Linked DNA regions of Homo sapiens: region 2 is linked to region 1. The links are chromatin loops, found by intact Hi-C in ENCODE. Cell type or tissue: mammary epithelial cell. All regions are shown on one strand. Each heading gives the region's core, and the rest is flanking DNA. Links, peaks and the distances in the headings are about the cores only. Region 1 overlaps OBI1-AS1 (OBI1 antisense RNA 1). Region 2 overlaps LOC105370272 (a long non-coding RNA gene).

What was found. Peaks named below come from ENCODE experiments on the same cell type or tissue, not always from the same donor. Only the 100,000 strongest peaks of a DNase experiment are listed, where the experiment ranks them.
Region 2: a loop joins it to region 1, with 17 times the contacts of the local background. A loop is called at or near these places in 5 of 110 quality-filtered maps.

Annotation. Positions count from the first base shown.
Region 1 is chr13:78,238,151-78,246,497 of GRCh38, reverse strand. All of the region lies in intron 2 of OBI1-AS1 (OBI1 antisense RNA 1), which reads right to left. Among named protein-coding and RNA genes, the nearest start is that of OBI1-AS1, 190 kb to the right of the region's middle. In mammary epithelial cell, for the core only: a CTCF peak has its summit at 4,991 (motif pointing left); no DNase peak of the experiment used is centred there.
Region 2 is chr13:78,753,585-78,761,931 of GRCh38, reverse strand. It overlaps LOC105370272 (a long non-coding RNA gene), which reads left to right. Exons shown (of 3, transcript XR_942107.2): 2 at 248-390; 3 at 900-1,157. It also overlaps the pseudogene RPL21P111. Among named protein-coding and RNA genes, the nearest start is that of LINC00331, 82 kb to the left of the region's middle. In mammary epithelial cell, for the core only: a CTCF peak has its summit at 4,585; no DNase peak of the experiment used is centred there.

The DNA of each region.
Region 1 (8,347 bases), core at 240-8,239:
ATTATATAAAGAATGAATTACAGAAGCTTATTATGGAGATAGACATATTTGTCCTTCTACCCTCTTAAAAGACCCTTGAAACCAATAAACTTGATCATTATTTCCCAATTCATTGGTATTCTCTTTCCTTCATACTTTCTTAGGCTCATCTCTTTATCTGCCATGCAGAACATTTTAATTCTTAATCATTCTTTAAGGCTTATATGTTACCTTTTCCAGGACATAATTTCCTGGTTTGTTCTCTCATCACATCGTGCTTATAATTCTCCAGGAGGGCTTACCACAGCTGGCTTGTGGATGACCCCCATGATACTGGTGGATCATGAATGTCTTGAAGGCCAGTCACCACGCCTTGCTCACTTTAGCATTCCTTAGACACCTGGTATATACTTTAGTCATAATGAGTTCCAATAATTGTTTACTGAATTTAATTCAATAGCAAAGATTAATTTTATTGGTTTCAAAATAGTGTTAGGAACATTAAAAATTCTACATTCAGCATTTTAAAATTATAGTATTAACTTAAATTATACACAGAGAAAAACTCCAAATAAACAATGTTCTAGTTACTGATGATCAAATAGAAAAAAAAGCATGTTTTCATCTCTTTTTAGAAAAATTACACTTAAGTAATAAAATGAATTCTTGCGGTGCAAAAGAAAGCAATATAACTGTAAATTACCAGTATTTTGTATTTCTATTTTTTCAAAAATAAAAAAAGAAAATGAAAAGGAGCTCAGATAAGTATCTGATCTGATCCTGCTTTGGAAGCAGTTTAAGAGTTTTTAGTATAAGACTCTATGTAAATCTGACATTATTATTGTTATTTTATCCCCTTATGAACTTTCTTGTGCATACATTGAAATATTCAAGATGCTAATGGCATGCCACTAAAATGAAAAAGTATCCAGGGACCAACTTCTCATTCCATGCTCCTCTAACAGAAAACTCCTCTATTCTTTCTGAAATATGGGTACCTTGAGTGTGGAGGTATAATACCAGCTAACACTTATGACTTCTCAACAGGATTATAATGGGAGGTAATATGCAACTAGAAGTGAGAGCTAAACACATTTTCAGCCTCTGCTCTAAAGTGTTATTTACAAATATCCCTTGGGAATAGTGAAAATTATATGCATACCCTCCTGAAAATACAAGTTAATAATTAGTGCTGAATTGTGAAAATAGCACCTATCAATAAGCACATAGAGAAACCAAATTGCTTATGAAGTTGAAATGACAATTCTTCTTTTCAAATAAATCTTTTGCTTGCAATCAGACAACTGGGAATTGTTCTTATTGTATACTTTATACTCATGGCTGATAATTCTCTTCTAACACATGGAGTTGTGTGCAGAGGGATGTTTGGAAAATCAAAAGTATACTTTTTTATAAAAATCAGCGTATTATATTGAAGGCAGAATTTTTCTTTGCTTGATATTCATTCAGTTTACTAGTTATCTTTTAATGTAAAGAAACAAACCCTACTTTGATACCTGCTGCCTAATCTTGTGCTCTCTACTCACCTTTGCCTCCATCTTCTTCCTTATAGTACAGAGAAACTGATGGATGACCTCTTAGTCTAATGGGGAAGTCCCAACAGTGGCATGCTGCTCTTTCAGGGGTAGACTTCTCAGGGGCTTCCTTCTCAGAGTGAATGTTTATGCCAACATCTCATTATCATTAACCAAGTATGGTTTGTACCGATGTACCATACCAGGAATCAGGGTAGGCTTCCTGCACATACAAGCCTATGCAGCCGTATATAACCCCACTCTTGGCTTATTGCCCTGCTATTACAGTCTTGAGTCTTAGGAATGTTTGAATAAGCAACCTTTGATTTACATTTTGCCCTGAGCCCCCAAAATTATGTAGCTGGTCCTGCCAATGAACAGTAAATTGACATCCATTTCCTTAATACCACAAATAGAACAGAATCAAACAATATAAAATTGTGTCATATTACTCTTTTAACAGTCTCACCAGATTCTTTCAGTAGGCCTCTTATTTAAGTAGTGTTGATTGTAGCTTTCCTTTGACAAAACTCTACTGAGGAACAGCTAAATCCATGTTAGTGGGCAACTGAGGGCCAATGTTGAGATGACAGATGTGTGACTGTATCATTCCCCCACTAGAGATTGTGTGAGACCCCACTGTCAGCCAAATAACCTTAAAATGTATGGATTATCTCTGTGTTTATTTTCTATTACCAAATTTACAATAATGATAAAAGAAGAATTATACAAATTATATGAATTTGACATCTTAGCTGTCTCTTTGAACACAAGAAAAACAGAGGAGCAAGAGAATGCTTTTCTTCCTATTCGTAATAGATGACTTACATTTCCTTGGGTATTCATGAACAAGTTAAGACCATAAAGAAAATTGGATACCACCATAACATTATAAACCTATAATTTGATCTTCAATGATTTTCATGTTGTTGTGGTAGCACTTTTTATCTTCCACATTTTAGAGAAGATTGTTTATTGTTTATTGATATTTAATGCTATAAAACTATCATTTGTTGTGTCCTTTTAAATACCATAATTTGATTCTGGCAAATTGTTTTTGTTTTCTGGCTATTATCATGTCTGAATAACTGAAAGTACATATAAAACAAACTTCCTGTAAAATTATGGACCATTTCTGTATCATTTCTATTTATCCAATCATAGTTTTAATTCAGAAGCTCTTTCTCTCCCCATCTGTGTCTTCATAATTACCTTCAGATTTATGAAAAATATCAGCTGACATTTTTAATTTTGTCCAGTGGCCTTACTTAATGACAAGTCATTGAATTATGTGCTTCCTGGTACATATTCTTCCTTCTGCCTGATCATCCATCACTGTCCTGCACCATGAACCCTCATGTTATCCACTGACTTCTACAAGATCCTCAGATCTAGGCTCAGATTAGATGCCATCACCCCGGAGAGGCCATACTTGACACCAATAACCAGATTAGGTGGCACTTAACCATCATACCACATTTACTTATTTAATTATCTTTCTTCAAACTTTAAATCATTAAAACATTCATTTGTTTAATTATCGTTCTCCCTATTTTAGACTAAAATATTAAAACTTTGACTTTTTACAACATTCCCCCCAAAACTGTTAAATGCTCACCATACACTGCTATCTAATTAGAATTAAAGAATCTTATTTAAAAATAGCTAGAAGAATTGTAACGTTCTCAACACAAAGAAAAGATACATTTTTGAGGTGATAGATATCTCTATTTTTGATTTCATCAATACATATTGTCTTCATGTATCAAAATATCACCTGTATCCCTCCTAAGTGTACAACTGTTATGTATCAATACCATTAAGAAATAAACTCCATTCCTCATGTAAGTGGTTTTGACTCAATTCTTTATTTGTTTATTAAGCATGAACTGTGTGCTAAAGATGTTGCTACACTGAATTAATGAGGCATGATCTCTCTGCTCTGGGACACTTAAACCTCGTGGTCCTTTCTATTTAATAGGTACTATGCAGATCATGATCTCTCTGCCTGACGAACACATCAAGATAAGTGATTGAAAGATTTTTTAAAACTTTGGTTAGGCTGTATATTTCAATATCACGTATGTTCATCTATGTCATCTTTTATTTTCAAACCACTTAAGAGAACCTACCACACTTTCAACACCTTGAATTTAACTATCCATGAAAATATTCAAATTTTCTAGTCAAAAAATGTTACCATAGGAAATGTCTGTTTTGTGGGAAGAAATAATGAGGAAAATTAGTAGGCCCTTATCTAGGACAAATAAATAAAATCTGAACTTTCCTCATCTAACGTGCAATTGAGATTTTAGTGACCTATAAATAGTAGTAAATCAAACATTAATTTTGTTAATGCTATTCGTGGACAATCAAGAAATTCCATTTATATTAGAGTTATTTCCCAGACATGGAGAAAGCAAACAAAGTCAAATCAGAGCTCTTGTTTGTAGGCACACTCTTTCATAGACCTTCAGTCTCCAAACTGAAAAATTGCTACTTTGCCCTTGTGAACTCCTACTTTAATATTTGTATCGAAGTTCATTCTGTCTCAGTGACTAGTTTTCCTATTTTCTACTTTGGAAATTGAATAAGAAAACTTGTTTTCCATATTCTTCGGGGTTTTCTTCAAGATGGCAAGGCAACCTGTGCTTTACATAAAAAAATAGATGAGGAGGCCTCAAATAAAAATCAAAGTAGCTAGCTAATTTATTATTAATTTTTTATCATCAGTTCTTTTAATAGCTACGATATTAATTATCCATAAAAACCTTATGCCTCAACATGATAAGTACATATATTCATCTCTTAACAATAAACAGAGAGTGTTGTAGTAACAGAATAATGGGGTTTGTAGTAAGGGGACATACTTTTGATTTGGGGTTCACTTTTTAAAGCAGCTTTTTAGAATTGTGATAAATATGAATAATTAACTTAAACCTCTACAGAAATATTATTACCTATGGACTAATGCCACTTAAATTCTCATCTTCCAGGAATGCTTTACTTAATACTCAATCTGTCAATAGTCTTGAAGATTTACTTTTCACCTTGCTTAATCTATCTATTATTAATTGGCATGCACCTATGGTCAATAAATAATGCCATTCATTTTGTTTGAAAGAAACCCTCTGGAATGGTATCTGTGCAAAAGTGATTGAAGGAATGATAGAAATGTATCCACTTCTGGATAGAAACATAGGAGGTACTCAAGTGTACCAGCAACTTGTTACCCAAAATTTAGTCTAATAAATGAGGAATGCCAAATTAAAATGAAATTGAAAAAAGAATACTGGAAAGAGGAATTGGATTATGCAGATTGTGATACTGACAGGACATCATTCTTGAACAATTACAATCTCAAGGTTTTTGTTTGTTTGTTTGTTTTTTGCCCTAACGCATCACCCTAATTTAGTACATCCAACAGGGGAACCCACCCGGAGGGAATTGCTCCAGCCAGCACCCATGCCAGGGGAAGAGCGCCACCTGCTGCAGCTTTGTCAAAGTCTGTTATATACTAAAATTTCTTTTGGGGAATGAGCTGACCAACTGTGTATTGCAAAAGTAGCATTCCTTTCGACTTTAGCCCCATGATCTGTAGAGTTCTGCCAACACAATTAGTATAGCTCCAGAGAATGCATAATAGTCACACATAAATAGACAATAACAAAATTAATAACATCAGATCAGTCAACATATTTAAGCTTTACAATTTTATTTATAAACACATATATGTATGCATTAATGTGTTTGTGTGTGTGTGCGTGTGTATGTGTGTGTGCGTGCGTGTGTGTGTGTGCGCGTGCATGTTTGGGAATTTTAACGTCTTTTCATCCCTGGAGCTCTAACTTTGTCATTATAAATTTCCAACTTATATGAATTTATTTGTCTATGTCATTTGAATAATTTCACCATGTAAGTTTCGTTATTTTTGTCTTCTTCTGATCATAAAGAAATAGCTCTTCCTTGACCTGTCTTCACTTTTAGATGTTTGAAACAAAGGTTTTTACATTTGGAGGATCGGAGTCTAGTGAATCTTAAAATTATATTTTCTCAGCAAATCAATAGGAGACACTGTAAAGTGAACTCACATCACCTTCTCTGCTTCTGCCTTCTCCACTTGGAGCTGTATGCAGAAAATATACTACTTGACAGCCTGAAGGAGATTCTCTCTCTTTTAGGAGAGTTGCAGATGAAGGGAGAGGTTAATTGGATATTAGCAGAAAGCTCAAAATGATGTTTCTACTTCAATTTGGGCCTCCAAAGGGTATAGAGGGAAGGATTCGAGTGTCAATTTCCTTTTTTAAAAGATTGATGTTTGGGTTAGGAAATTTAGCATGTCAGAGGTATCTCCCAGCATAAGGCTTCAAAAAAGAAATTACCCAGAAAAGATAAATGGTGTTTGAGCTTTAGTTAGGGCAATTTTATGGAAGTGTCACCCATGAAAGAAAATGAAAAAGTGCAGAGAAATTTAAAATTTAGCTTTAATTTACACTCTGAGGATTATATTCTTTAAGAATTTTGATATTTCTGATTTAAAATGAAAATCAAGCATTACCAATCAGCATGTGAACAGACTCACATAGAGCCCTTTTGATTAGACCTCCTCAAGTTGGGACTTTAGATAGACTCATATTTTCCCTCTTGATTTTTGTGACTAAACCTGAAAATATGAAATTTAGTGACACCATTCACATTATGCTGCTAACAGTTACACAAAATATCTTTGTTTAGGGACCTAATAAAATTGGTCATATAAAGAGGAAATGAGATTTTTAATGCAAAATGAAGCTGACAGTGCTTTTCTATTACCAGGGTCTTATTAGGGAAAAATTCTCTGACATCTGTTTATCCCCTGCAGCCAACCTTGTATTCAGAATACAGTAATTGATTCACAGCATCCACTGGGGATCTAACTGGCTCACTTTTCCACACCGCACTACACAGGTATCTCTGCAGCTAATTCTGAATGTACATCTACATCGTTATCTCCTGGTGAACTGTGACCCTAAACACTTTGGAGGCCCAGATGAAAGTGCTTCCTCCACCCTCCAGTGCTAGGGGTGTAGCAGATTCTGCAGCATGGCAATTCACACAGGACATCCAATCAGAACCATCCCCTTTGAAGCCCTTCTCAGCTGGGAGACCATGAATGATTCATAGCTTCTCCACACAGACTAAAGAGGAAGAGCAAAGCTAGTGTGTATTATTCAGGACTGCATCCTCAATAAGTCTCCATGTTCAGCAAATTGCTACAATGTTTTTTTCTTAGTCCTTACTTCCCATACAACATCTCTTTTGTGTACAAGTTTTAACAAAGAAAGGTCGTCCGTTTAAGCAAACTTGTTGATTGGGTTATTTCCCCCCTTTTAATGAATGTTAGTGCAGTCACAGATTTAATGCAAAGGAAAGCGCCTGGCAGGGACCACACTTTCCAAGAAGGATCCCAAGGCCCCAACTTTACAATTAACTTAGAAAGTGAATTTGGTGCCAACTTCCCATTTTTTCATGATTAGGGTCAAAATATTAATTGCATTGTGCACCATGTGCAAAAGTTAGCTTCATAACGCCATGCATAAACTAAATCAAATATTTTACCCATTGGAAAATACTTTTTGCCAGCTAGTACTGCTGTGCTGCGTAGGAGGTCTAATGTAGGCCCCTCTCTTTCAGCAACCATACAGAGTGATCATCATGATAACGATTACTAAGCATCTTCCCCGTCCCAGGATTCTGCAGACACAATAACTGGATATTACCCCCCAAAGAAACATCAGTTCTGGAAGCTTCATTATTAAGCAAGCAGGATTTTCCTTGTGTCATCATTCACAGAGGGTTTATCTTGCAAGCTGAAATATAAGCACCAGGAGAAAACCACAGAAATTCTACCTGAAAGGGAGAGTGTTACTCAACATCCTGGAGGTTTTGTTCTTGAAATATCAGTTTGCCTTTTGCTTATGACCAAATCCATGAATCTAGTGTTGAAATTCATAACTATAACTTTGGTATTTCTAAGTATCTTTTAGCAATCTTGAATTTTAAAATTTTTCTAAACTTTAAATATTTGCTGCTTTCACATATGTAAGAATATTCCCAGAAATAATACATGCCAAGCAAATTAAAAATTAAAAAGTAAATTTAGAGTAAATTTGCCACTGAGTATTATTTAGTAGTTGGAAGTACTTTAGCCTAGCCTGATAATTTGAAGAAAATACAAAAAGGACTAAAATTAAACAATATCCCTCAAGTGTATGAAAAATAAAATTATTCAAAGATGAAAAGCTATATTTGTTAAGACATCCAAATTACCTGTTTTTATACCATATGTTTTTTTCAAGAATATTGCCTTAAAAAATAAATGCATAAGTGTTTCATCCACCTTAGATCACCTTGGATTTTTTTTTTCTTTGGGCCCAGGTTCCCCTATGGGCTACCTGATTTGCTCATTGCTGGAGCTGATTGACAGGTATGGAGACAAATATGCAAATGATATGCAAATAGACACATTAGGGCAATTCTTTGTAAATAGAATTGCTGCTTATGTACATAGAGTACTTTTTAACAATGGGCTTCTACTTTTTAAGTGCAGAATAATCAATCTCCACAAATTATAAAATACTCAGGCTTAATTCTACAAAACAATATGCACCATAGATAGCTAGATATGAATCATGGGAACAACTTCAACATGTAGATTTTATTTATTCTTAATTACTTTCACTTGAAATACTTAAAACGTTCTCATTTCTCTTTCTGTATCCATGTATTTCATGTGTTGGGGGTGTGTGTGTGTGTGCGTATGTCTGTGTGTGTGTGTTTGCATGTGTATAATG
Region 2 (8,347 bases), core at 322-8,321, 520 kb before region 1:
TACTTTGTGTGTTGGCTTCTTACTGGGTAATTCGCAAAAAATTTGCTCATCAAAAATAGGTCACCAGGTCATAAGACTGAATTTATGACTGTGGAATTCTGGAGTTTTGCTACAGTAAAAGACTCACATGTCTTCTTTGTATCTTATCTAAGTATACACATGCATCAAATTGTCGAATTCCAAGCGGAAAATAAGACTAACTTGTTTAATACATGTTTTTTTTTGTTTGTTTGTTTGTTTTTTACAGTCCACAGGTCTTTTTTTTTTTTTAACACCTATTATGCCATGAATTCATAGAGAAGAGGTTCCAGCAGCTCAGGCTCCTCCCCATGGGTTCTCACAAAGTGCACTTCTCTGGATGGAGCAGGCTGGGGCTTCAGTTGAACACAGGTACTTTTCTCTTTGGCTTCTTCCTTTTTCTGATAATTTTCCTTCACGTGCTTCAGGAAACTATCTCAGCTCTTAGAGTGCTTTGTGTGCTCAATACGCACATTAATTCTATTGGCAAGAATCTTGCCCTTAACCTGTTTGTTTACAACAATGCCAACAGCATGCTGGGTAACATTGTAGACTCTCCCAGTTTTCCATGGCAACACCTATGGGCATTCCTTTTTGAACAGTACCCATTCCCTTGATGTCTACAGTATCACTTTTCTTATAGATTCATATGTACATGGCCAAAGAAACAACTCCATGTTTTCTAAATGGTCTAGAGAACATATATTGGGTGCCTCTCCTCTTTCCCTTTTGTTTATCATTTTGGCGATTTACTGGAAGATGGTGGTTCTGGCCGAAAGGCTATGCTTTTATAAATATATGCTTTCTCTTTTAAGCCAATCTGTTTTGTGTTATTTTATATCTCCTTTTAACAATATTTTAAAATATTTTGATTGCTATAGATAATTATATTATCACAGTATTTGACAATTGGAAGAGACTTTAAGATCACCTGACTCAATGCCTTCACAGAAAGAGAAGCTGTCTTCAAGAGGTTACGTGACTATCAGAGCTCACATCTCTGACAAGCAGAAAAGCCAAGTTGAAAACCCAAGCTCTAAGTCTGGCCAATGATGCTTTGGGATTCTCCAAGATGAATTCAATGTTGATTATAAGATCTTATAAGCTAAATTATGAGTTTTGCTAAGAAGACATTACTTGATTTTATCTTTGTGATTGGAACTCATATAATTACTGTATTTAAGACTTGAGTGGCAGCAGACTAGGTTTTAGTTTCTTAATATTTAATTTAACATTTATTAGTTTAAATTTTATGAGTCTTTCTTTGGAGTTAGCTTTTTTTCCAGTTCCAAATGTTTTTAAATCCCCTCAAAAGCCTACAGCCCTCTTCAGAGTTTCAGTATTCACCCTCATGATGCCTTTTACTTTTATGTCTTGACTTTTTCTTTTCTTCTATGGTATAACGTAAGAATCAAAATCTCTATTTTTCCATATAACTAGTTATCTCTGTGCCTTCCCACTTATCTGTGATGCCTCATTTATTTATTTACTTTTGTTCGATTGTTGTATGTTTCTTGAGACAGGGTCTTTCTCTGTCTCCCAGACTAGAGTGCAATGGCACAATCATGGGTCACTGCAGCCTTGACCTACTGTGCTTAACAGATCCTCCTACCTCAACCTCCCAAGTAAACAGGACTACAGGCATGTGCCACAATGCCCAGGCCCAGCTAATGTTTTTTATTTTTAGTAGAGATGGGGTCTCGTTGTGTTACCCAGGCTGGTCTCAACTTCCTAGGCTCATGTGATCCTTCCGGCTTGGCTTCCCAAAGTGCTAGGATTACAAGTGTAAGCCACGGCACCCAGCCCCTCTTTATTGCATATTATATTGTTTTAGATAATCGGGCTGTTTTCTGGTTATTTATTCTACATTGTTGAATATATTTTTATATCAGTGTCAGTATCAGACAAAATAGGTAGTAATAAATAACTTCAAGATGTCAGTGACCTAACAAAACAAAAGTTTATTTCTCATTCATGTTATACGTTCAGCGTGGGTCAGTAGGGGGCTCTGCTTATCAAAGTCTCCTAAGGACCTTGGCTGACAGTTGACAGAGGACCATGTCCACCTTGCTTCAGAGATTAGTGAAGCCGTGCTGGTGTCTACCCAAGCGCATGTCACTTTTGCTTTGTAACTTTTTTTCTCAGTAAATTTTGCAGATAATTTTAAAATTGTTGATTGTACAAATACCTTGGGAAAGCTTTTTTAGATTTAAAAAATTATCTTGCAGATTTTCAATTGTTAGGTCGATTTTGAGCATATATAGTCCCCCCCCCCACAAATAATCATGTATTTCATTTAGACTAAAATTATTAATATAAAATTGTACGTAATATGCTCATGTAAGCAGTTTTTATAACTTTTATTTCTAATTTTATGTATTTTATCTAATTAATTAGCTTTGCTAAACATTTATCTTGCCGAATTTCATGAAAATTAAGCAGTTCTTAGATTCACTTTTTTTTTTTTTTTTTTTTGAGATGGTGTCTCACCTTGTCGCCCAGGCTGGAGTGCAATGGCACGATCTTGGCACACTGCAGCCTCTGCCTCCCAGGTTCAAGCGGTTCTCCTGCCCTAGCCTCCCAGCAGCTGGGATTACAGGCGCACTCCACCACGTTCAGCTAATTTCTTGTGTATTTAGTAGAGACGGGGTTTCACCATGTTGGCCAGGCTGGTCTCGAACTCCTGACCTCGTGATCTGCCCACCTCGGCGTCCCAAAGTGCTGGGATTACAGGCGTCAGCCACCGCGCCCAGCCAGATTTACTTTGTAATCACACATTTTGCTTTCTAACTCACTAATTTCTGCAGTTAGTTTTGATGCTGGTGGGCTAAGGGAGGTCTCCAAACGTTGGTGGGACCTCTGACCCTGGCCAGTGTCCAGGCTGTTGACACTATCTTGCAAGGAGAAATTCAAGGACAAGTTGGAAAATGGTGAAAGTGTGGAAATTTATTGTAGAATGAAAAGTACACATTCAAGAAAGGGGAGTATGAGTGTACTCAAGAGAGTCACACAAGGGGGTTTGGGGCCGCTACCTTTATGGGTTTCTTTAACCAAGGGGTAGAATATTCATAAAAATTCCTGGAAATAGGTGGAGGTTTCTTGGAACTGTGATGCCGCCCATTTTTGCATCAAATATGTGTGTTCCCAGAACTGTCATGACACTGGTGTGTGTGTGATTTAGTATGTTCGTGAGCATCTAATGAGGCCCTAGGTGAACCTAAGTCAAATCCAGTGCCATGTTGGGTCCAGTCAGTCTTAGCAAATTTGGCCCATGCCCTGGTTTTTCAGGTCTTATCAGCAACTAGCTTCTGCAGCTATTTCAACAGTTCCCTTTTGCCAGTCATGTGAAACGGCCTTCAGGAATTTTCCATTCTCCTGCGACCACCTTGTATTGCTCCTATCTCAGTTTTATCATTTTTATCTTCTTACTTTCTGGGGTTTTCTTTGCTTTCTTCTAAGTATTGAATTTAATGATTAAATGACTTACATTTTCTATCTTTTAATAGTTAATATATTTCTTAGCATATCTTTAAATATGCCATACATTTTGATGTATAATATTCTCATATTTGTATGTTTAAATTAATCTACAACTGCATGGTTGGTTTCTGTTAACCAGGTTTTAGGACGGTATTTTTTAGCTTTTAAGGGCCTGAACATTTCTATCTAGATTTTTAAAAATAGAATTTCTCATTTATTTTGGTGAGAAAATTTGGCCTATATAACCTTACAAATTATAGTTTCCAAATTCTCCAAAATGTTACCAAGGGCACATGTGCACAACCATATATAAATATGGATGTGGTGTGTGTGTGTGTGTGTGTGTGTGTGTGTGTGTCTGGGCTTGATCTTTACCTTATAACAAAATATGGTCTAGAATTTCAGTATGCATCTGTTTACCACCCAACTCAGGATGATTGGAGTCTGTAAGTAACAGTATACACAAAATAAAGGCTGTTTCTGTTTTGGCCAATGCAAAAGATGTGTCCTAAACGTAGGTGATAGCTGTCCAGTTACCTGCCCCTACTCTTTCATCCAAGAGGCTGACTGATGAGTCAACACGTCCTCCATCCTGCGTGCCAGCCAGCCATGCTGTTCAGGTTCAAATGCATGTGTAGGCTACAACTGGGTTCTTCAAACCAGTGCCTCCAAATCACAGATGGCAAACCCCTTCACACCTCAGACTCTGCCATACGGTTTAGTATTAACTTTAATTTTCAGGAGCATTCAAACCTTTTCATTCCCTTTAACATACTTTTAATTTTACAATATATACATTTTGACCTTATTTCCCTTGCTTTTTGAAGCATCAATCAATGGTTATTTTCTTCAGTAGCTCTTCCTGTCTGTATATTTCAATCCCCCATGAGACATTTTGGAACTTTCCAAGAGCCTCTGTTTTCTAAAAGATGTTGAGCTGTTTGCGAGTATTTTCATGAGAAGCTGGGAAAGGTTATATTAGGGACTACTTCTAGCTTGTCATCATCTTACTGCAGAATGTGTGTGGGTTTTTTAAATGAAAATATGAAACAAATACAATATGGTATGCAGATATTGTTCCTGTACTTGCACTTCCAAATTCTCACAGCTAAGAGGAGTAATTACACAAATAAACAAAATATGCTCAGGGGTTAGCACATGATCAGAAAACTGTGTAGCCTTTAAATAATGGTTTGACACTATCCCTTAGTAAATTTAGGACCTGGGATGAAATGAGCCAGTACAATCCTCAATATTAGAGACAGTAACCAAGTGTTCATGAGAATTCAAGCTGTTATTCTGTAGAGTTACTGAAAGATTTCTACCATTAATAATTTTAATTATAGGTTACATAAAAACATACAAAGCTACTGCTAAATTCTTTGCCTGCTTAAATAGCTTTTATTTTGAATGCTAAGCCAATCTTAATGCTGATGTAAATTATTAAATTGCTGTATTAGTTCTACCTATACAAAGTCTTATTCAAGTGACATTATCTGAGACATTTTTAACATGTGTATAAATAACCATTAATTAATGTACACACAACTAAAGAAAAACAGGAATGTTTCACAAAATGTGTGCCTGTAATTTTCAAAATTCAGTGGAGAAATAGGGATTACATATTTTAAAATTAAAGATAAAAGTCTGCTCGCAGATCCCAGGATAGCAGCATTTTATTCTGCCATAGCTCCTAAATGAACCTAAATTCTCACATCTAGAAAGGATGACAGAAAGTTTCTTAAAAAGGTGAACTGGACCATGAAAAATTTATACCTAGGCTACAATTTACAAAATATAAAAGTCTCAAAAGAATATTGATGCAAAATAACATACTATTAGAATCTTTTCTCTTTTTGGTAATACTTTGTGTCTTATGTTTTAATCTCAAGCCCGTAAGCTTCCTTCAGCACCTGCTATGTACAAAGCATGGTACTGGAGGCTGTGGTCACTACAAACATTGGTAAGACTTTGTTTCTGCTCTTAAGGAATCACTTTTTGCACTGGAAGTCATTACAAACATAACTCCAAACAAAGTCATTTAACACGAATAGAATAGAAAAACCTTAAAATTTCTATGAATTGCAAGTAAAGGGGGAAAGAAATTCCACATCAAAGGACCTGAGGAAGAAATGACAATTTGAAGTAGAAATTGAAGAACAGGAGTGCTTTACATGGCACACTACTTTGTGCCAATATTGCCAATTATTAAATGGCTCTACCAGTATCATGATGCAAGGTTACCAAGGATGCTGATTTGGCAAAGCATTGGTCTTGGATTCAGGTCCAGCCAGCCCTCCATACTATTCAATCCATTGGCCCTGCCCTTCCCTGGAAAACATGTGGTTAATGTTGACTGTGATTTATCCAGTGATTCCCAGAAAACCAAAGGCACTGTTGGCCTCCAACAAATAGGATCAGCTTTATAGAAAACTATGCATATAGGGGAAGCTCTGCCCCTACTGAGAGAATGATTCCAACAATACCCAGACCTTCCTTCGCTTCAAAGACAAGCGATCACTCTGCTTACTTTCTATATAGGATAAAATGCCATACAGATAAAATACTTTACAGATCAAATGACATCAAGCATGTGTGAGAGTTTTTCAAACCATAAGATCCCACATAAATATCAGGTGCTGATATTACCATAATAATCATGGTTGAAAAGCAACACAGTTAAGAAGGGAAATAGGGAGGTACTTTCTCACCTCCATTCTGTTCTGAGGTTGAAGGAAGAAGAAATATCTTAATGACCTCACATCTTTTTATTTTCCTATCATCTTCTCAAAGACCCCCACATATACTGAAAGTAGTAGGAGGGCCTTTGACCTTTTACAAAATTTGCAAATTGTGAACTAAGAGAGTGTTTTGCAAACTTTGATAGTTTACATACTAGCTTCATGCTTTTTGCTATAGTCTCATACACCCTAGAACATCATTTACTTAGTAATGGTCTTTGCACTGACTTCCTTTTCTAAAAAAATGCACTTACTTAAAAATAAAATTTCTTATTCCCACCATAAATGGAATTATTAAATGCCTCTACCAGTATCATAATTCAAGGCTACCAAGGACACTGGTGTGGCAAAGCAGCGGTCATGGATTCAGGTCCAGCAAGTCCATACTATTCAATCCATTGGCCCTGCCCTTCCCTGAACAACATACAGTTAATAGTGGCACTATTTAGTGCCATTAGTCCTAAGTATAAGGTAGCCATACCAACATGTATAACAACAACAACAAAAAATGTTATTAAAGTCTTGTGAGATCAAGTTGCTTAGCAAAGGTTGCACAAATGCAGCTACATGAGAGAGCCCCAATGAAATTGGAAGAGTGACCACCTAGCCAACTCACAGAATCTTGAGAAATAACACATTGTTGCTGATTTAAACACTTGGTTTTGGAGTGGTTTGTTACCCATTAAGGCAAGCTGAATAATTCAAAGAGAGCACTCCTCAAACCTTTATATGGGTCGGGTATGGTGGCTCATGCCTGTAATCCTAGCACTTTGGGAAGCCAAGACAGGTGGGTCGCTTGAGCCAGGAGTTCAGGACCAGCCTGGGCAACATGGCAAAACCCCTTCTCTACTAAAAATACAATAATTAGCCAGGGATGGTGACAAGCGCCTGTAGTCCTAGCTACTCGAGAGGCTGAGTTGGGAGGATGGCTTGAGCCCAGGAAGCAGAGGTTGTAGTGAGCCGAGATTATGCCACTGCACTCTAGCAGGGGTGTCAGAGCAAAACTCTGTCTCAAAAAAATCCATAAAAAACAAAACAAAAAAAACAAAATGAAAGCCCTTTATATGCACACAGATCACCTGCGGAGCTTGTTAAAAGGCAGATCATTCCAAAGGTGCTTTCCAGGTCCAAGGTGGCACCAAAACTGTTGGCCTGGGGATCACACTTTGAGTGGCAAAATTTAGAGTACACGATGTTTTTTACTGATTACTTTTTGGTTATTGTATTAGTTTGCTAGGGCTGCTGCAACAAGGTACCACAGGCTGGGTGGCTTTAAACAACGGAATTTTATTTTCTCACAATTCTAGAAACTAGAAGTTTGAGAGCTATGTGTCATTAGGACTGATTTCTTCTGAGATCTCTGCTTGGCTTGCAGATGGCTGTCTTCTCTGTCTTCATATGATCTTCCCTCTGTGTGTTTGGGATCTAATCTCCTCTTCTCCTAAGAACCTCAGCCACATTGAATTAGGGTCCACCCTCAAGGACCTCATTTAACCTTAATTACCTCTTTGAAACCCCTTCCTCCAAATACAGCTCCTCTCTGTGGTACTAGGGGTTAGGACTTCAACATATGAATTACGGGAGAACGAAACTCAATCCATAACAACTATTTTTTAAAGTTTAAAGAGGAAATAATGACATCTGAGCTGGAACTTTAAAATTGACTTGAATTTTGTTGCAGCCAAGAAGGATGAGGTTTATTTTTATTTTAAGGCACTGAGGAGACTGTGTGAGCTCAAGCTGCTCAACTCAAGGAGGGTATTCATTTTACAAATAGAATGGGCGGGAAGCAACAGAACCCAGCTCACAGGATACTGTATTGAGCACTTTGATTTTTTTCTTTTCAAAGAGTGCTTCGGAATCTCCAGAAATGCAAAATGCATCTCCTCCCCCATCCCACACACACTCTGGGAATTAAATTTCCCAACAGGAGAAACAGCTTCTGCTTATTAAAGAAAGAGTGTGATTGGCCTGCACAACCTCAGAGTCTGTCCTTCTTCATCTGTAGCACTAAACTGATCCTCTCTCCCTGGAGTGTTCCCTAGCAGCCTGCATTTTTCCAGTCAAAGACTGCAAGTGCTGGAACATCCCCACAACTGAAATCTATG